Linked DNA regions of Mus musculus: region 1 is linked to region 2. The links are chromatin loops, found by intact Hi-C in ENCODE. Cell type or tissue: left cerebral cortex. All regions are shown on one strand.

What was found. A loop is a pair of places that touch in the nucleus more often than their neighbours do. Peaks named below come from ENCODE experiments on the same cell type or tissue, not always from the same donor. Only the 100,000 strongest peaks of a DNase experiment are listed, where the experiment ranks them.
Region 1: it touches region 2 in a loop (5-fold over the local background); 21 of 42 quality-filtered maps call a loop at or near these places.

The regions. Positions count from the first base shown.
Region 1 is chr16:55,972,590-55,975,089 of GRCm38, reverse strand. Zbtb11 (zinc finger and BTB domain containing 11) reads right to left here and starts at 1,286. Exons shown (of 11, transcript NM_173026.2): 1 at 719-1,286. The coding sequence starts at 1,028. Zbtb11os1 (zinc finger and BTB domain containing 11, opposite strand 1) reads left to right here and starts at 473. Exons shown (of 1, transcript NR_027965.1): 1 at 473-1,822. In left cerebral cortex, CTCF peaks have their summits at 1,001 and 1,204; DNase peaks (open chromatin) are centred at 20, 468 and 1,343; H3K4me3 peaks cover 2,059 bases; H3K27ac peaks cover 1,856 bases.
Region 2 is chr16:56,028,185-56,030,684 of GRCm38, reverse strand. It overlaps Pcnp (PEST proteolytic signal containing nuclear protein), which reads left to right and starts at 968. Exons shown (of 5, transcript NM_001024622.2): 1 at 968-1,082. The coding sequence starts at 1,019. In left cerebral cortex, no CTCF peak of the experiment used is centred here; DNase peaks (open chromatin) are centred at 916 and 1,545; H3K4me3 peaks cover 2,441 bases; H3K27ac peaks cover 1,852 bases.

The DNA of each region.
Region 1 (2,500 bases), 56 kb after region 2:
GCTGAGGTGGGAGGAGTGCCACACTCAAAACAAGAAAAAACATACGACACAAGTGTCATCATTCCTCCTAATAAAATAAAACCTCTTATGGTATGTCGGTCTTGTCCCATCTCCCGAGAAAAAGGATCTGGCAGTCTGGAAGGCTGCCTAATGCCCTAAAACCGGGACTCACAGCGACTGCGCCATCATTAGTCCTAATAACCACATTATTCCTTGTTTCTGTGTCGCAGTTGCAGAAACAGACATTTGGACCTAGTCCAATGGCCAAATCCGAGCGGCACTCACTGGGAGACGGCAGCCAGGGTTTGGGACAGCTTTTTCTACGGCAGAAGGGAGAGGGAGAGGGTAGGTCTGCCTCTGCCTCTGGGTCTCCCACCATCCCCTAAGGGCCTCGGGGGCGGGCCCAGATAGGCCGCACCACGCCCTCCACCGCCTGGCCCGGCCCCGAGGGAAGCCCCCGAAGCCCCACCCCGGGCGAGGGTCCGCCCCCAGCCTCCCGGGCCTCCTTCCTGTAGGGGAAGTGCGGCTGCTTTCGCGTCCCCAGCCCGCTCTGCTCCGCTTGGCTCGGCTGGGTCCCGCGGTTGCCGCGCAGCCGAACGGACGCACGCACGCCTCCGGGCTAAGGATACGGCCCGGTCCCCAGACTTGAGGGCTCGCGGGTGCGCACGCAGGCCGGGCCGAGCCGCCCCCCTCGGCCCCCGGGGCCCGGCGCACTCACCTCGCCACCAGTAGGTCTTGGACAGGTCGTGCCAGGTCTGGTGCCGGGTGTGGTGGGTGCCCCCGGGGCCCAAATGGGCCGCCTCGATGAGGCCCTGGCGACGCTCCGGCTGCAACACCACCTCCAGCTCGGCGAAGGTCTTGCGGTGCCGCTGCCGCCGCTGGTAGTAGAGGGTCCCGCCGCGCACGACGTAGCAGGCGGCGGCCTTGCGGATCTTCCGCTTGACATTGCCCTCGGTGCCCGGCGCATAGGGCTCGCGTTCGTTCGTCAGGTAGCGCAGGATGGCCCGGTAGCTCTCCTCGCTTGACATAGCCGCCGGCAGCGCCCTCGGGGGCGCCTGTCAGTGGTAAGGAGAGGCAGACAGCGCCGCGGCTCGGGAGAGGGGCCGCGGCGACCCGGGGAGGAGCGAAGGCGACGCCTGTGGTGGGCGCTCTCTCTCTCCGAGGGCGCCCGCCTGCCCGCCCGCCGGCAGCGCGGAGGGGAAGAACCGACCACCTGGTAACCAGGGGGAACTGCACTTCGGCAGCGCGCGGGATCCGCTGGCGACTGACAAAATGGCTGCTGCACCACCGGAAGTGACGCGCGGGAGCGGGGCGGGGCCGCCACCCCGATTGGAGCGCGCTACGGCTCTGCGCTCCCAGGGAGCCGGCGGTGTGACGTCAACACTGCGGAGGACATGTTGGAAGAGGGAACGCGCTCTCTCGGGCAGATACGGGGGTCCTCAGCAGACATCTTAAGTCTTGGCAGGGCCCTCCCCCACCGCCCTCCCTTTCCTTTCCCACGCTCTCTGTAAAGCCACGTGTTTGAGCGGTTCGCTGTTTGTTTCCCTGAGACCCTCCCCGTAAACGGTAACTGAGTCAGTTGTTCTGTATACTCTGAGACTAGATATACCAGATACCGCCGAGTTTGAAACTGTAGCAATTGATTGCCACTGTCTGAGCCTCTGGGCCAAATACTGTCGCAGTATTACCGAGCATTAAGTGCTTCAGTGTTACGAATTTTCTCCAAACTACCTAAGTAATTTTCTAGAAACATCACCATGGTGACGACTATGCAGGTCCAGATTGCTTAGATGATTAAATAACATGCAGAAGTAACTCTCAATCCCGTTTCCTTGTAATGCCCGGACGCTTTGTGCTTATTCCTTGAAGCTAGAAGGTTCCAGGCTTCCCAACCCAATGACTTTAGTTAAAGAAGCTATTTTTCTTTATTTCTGCCTAGAAGACACACACATTATCTATGACGCTTTTAAACGTTTGTGGTACCACAGGTAAGGAGCAAGCAGGTGGCAGTGGGCTCAAGAAACCAGACAGTGGTTAGAGTGTTTCCATCGTCTATGAAGGAAATGAAGGGTAAAAATGGAGAGCATCTTTCTCCCAAGAGATTCAGATACAGGTTTGTACAGGGTGTGGCTTCATGACCTTTGTACTTTAAAAAAAAAAACCGCTAACGGGATATTTGAATCAAATCTTGAGAATACACATAAAAAGAATGTTGCCAATACAATTAAGATCCATCTAAGCATTTGCAGGTAACAGGAACTGTTACAGCCAGGCGTGGTGGCGCACTGGGAGGCAGAGGCAGGTGGATTTCTGAGTCCCGAGCCAGCCTGGTCTACAAAGTGAGTTCCAGGACAGTGAGCTCTAATATACGGAGAAACCCTGTCTCGAAAAACCCAAACAAACAAAAAAAAAAAAAAGAGAGAGAGAGAAAACCCAGGAACTGTTACTGGTCTTTTGGTTTTTTTTTTTCCCTTTAATCAGACTTTCCTAAGAAAAGCTA
Region 2 (2,500 bases):
ACTCTGTCGGATACTTTTACCTTGAAAGAATAGGGCGATTTAACCAGCAGACAGTTTTACTCCAGACAGTTTTATAGGAGTAAAGAAAACTCCTTGAAAAACACCAAGAAGTGAATAACTTCTAATTCAAAGCAATTCCGAACGTTGAAGCTGGGCTGGGGCGTATTTTAAACGTTATTAGAGAAGGGATGAGTGGAATAGGGTAGATACAAAGCCGACATCTCCAAACTGCAGTAGAGCAAACTACCCTTCTCCGTAAGAAAGACAGCTCCTGCCCTTCGGAGTGTAGCCGGGGATTTTGTTTGTTTTTTATGTATTTTTTTTTAAACAGGTGTTTGAATATATGCAAGTGAGTGTGAACTCTTAGTAGTCGGATTTCTGGAACTGGAGTTATCAGTTAACTGTAGACCACCCAACTGGGAATTGAACTGTCCTCTGAAACAGCAGGAAGCGCCCTTGACCTCCACGTATACCTATTTCTGCTTTTAATGTTTGCTTGCTTGCTACAACTCTCACGCTGAATTTTTCACGAATGCAAAAGCCGCGGAAATTTCTTCCGCCCCAATTTCCGTAAGGCTCTACGACGTGATCTTCCATAAGTCTCTTTTCGGTGTCATTGCACAAATGGAAACGATAATTGCACACCGGACCGCACTGGACGGTGTCAACACTAAGACAGCGTCCGTTAACTGCTGACGTTTCTCTGTAAGAACACAGCCCTATCCCGTAAAATGAAGGACCAGCCGCGACCACCGCTGAGCGTGGAAGCACCTAGGATTGAACCCACCGTTCCACGATCGGTGAGTCCGTACTAACCCGGACGTGCCATCCCACCGCCCAGTCCTCCATAGCCGTCACCACACACCTCGTTCCAGCCAACGACGTCACATCCGTCCCCGTCTCGGGTTCCAGGTCCTCTCTAGGCTGCGGCCTCGCTGGCCCGCCCGAAGCTTTGTGGTTGCTGGGCGGGGCCGTGACGTTCTTGCCCGGGCTGCAGGGGGAGGCCGCGGCGAGGAAGATGGCGGACGGGAAGGCGGGAGAGGAGAAGCCAGAGAAGCCGCAGCGAGCCGGAGCCGCCGGAGGTGAACACAACCCCAGCGTCGCGGGCTACGGGGGCTACTCCGGCCTTTCTTTGGGGTTCCCAGGGCGGGTTGGGGGGCTTTCCGGCATCGCAGGAGCCGGCGGAGCTGGCGCTCGCCCGGCCAGGGGCTGGGCCCTGATGAGTGCCGGGCACGCCCGGTGTGGCCCGCGGGGGAGATCGAGGTCCGCGTCGCCTAATCAGAGAGGCCGCCGGTTACCACCGGGCGGTGCGAAGGGAGGTGGGAGCTTGGCCCGGGAGTCCGAACAGCAGAGAGCTCAGGGCCCGCTGCGCACTCAGGCCGCCGCACGAGCGCCGAGCCGCCGCGGGCACTGGCCGCATGCCGGCTTTCCGAGGTCGCCGGCCTCTCGGTTACACGTAACGAGGGTTGATGCTCTCTTTTTCGCTGCGGAGGTGGAAGACCCCAGCCCACTCTCTGCTGTATTTTCAGACATAACATTTATAAACCCTGCGATGGCATAAGTCGAGGCGATGCAGGGGAGAGGGGAATCTGGCTCAAGCAGCAAACGCTTGAAATTAGGGTTTGATTCGCTTTCTTTCCGGTATCTTTCTTAGGCTGCCAGCAGCGGAGTCTATGTCAGATATTTCGTTGGCGTGGTAGGAAGGTGTGATCTTCCTGTAATTTGTCGCGAAATTAAACTCAGATTATAGCTATCTTTTCGTTCCTCCTACCCCCGTAATTTTTGATGGTGTACATAAAGGAAAAGAAATGCGTAGTCTCTTTTCCCCTACGCCCTTTTGTCGGAAGGATAATTAGCACATGCTTAGAATGTTTTAGCCTTTCACTGTTCTGGCTTTCTTCGGGCTTATCCTTGAAATACTTAAATGTGAGAACATATAGGTTCAGTATCGCATAAAGGCCAAAAGTAGGGTCTACCAAGTTTGTTAATTGCCGAACACCCCCGCCCCCACCCCACCCCCGGTTTGAGCTAGGAGCTCATTTAGCTCTGGCTTCCTGAGTACTGGAATTACAAGCCACGGCCACTTTCTCAGGTCTCTTCCTCATTTTGTTTTTTTTTAAAAATAAACTAGTAAAATAGCTAATGATTTTAGTTCTTACTTTAGACCTTCTATATGTTAAAAGTAGTTTGAGGAAAAACTATAGCCTAAAGTATCTTGGGGTGGCCTTGAACTTAAGGTCCTTTTGCCTTGACTGAGAACATCGTTTTAAGGTACTGCTAAAATGTACCTTAAACGTCTAAAGAAATTCGTGTGTATGTATGCAGTGTACTTGCCACCCTTTCAGTTGAGGGACATTCTGTCCTGTGAATAATATTTCCATCTTAACAGTGTTGGGGTTACATTGATTATTTTATGTTGGTAACTTAAAATAGCAGCCCTTTTCTTCATAATTTGCCTGATTTCGTAAAGCTCACTTTAATATCAGACATACAGGGGTCA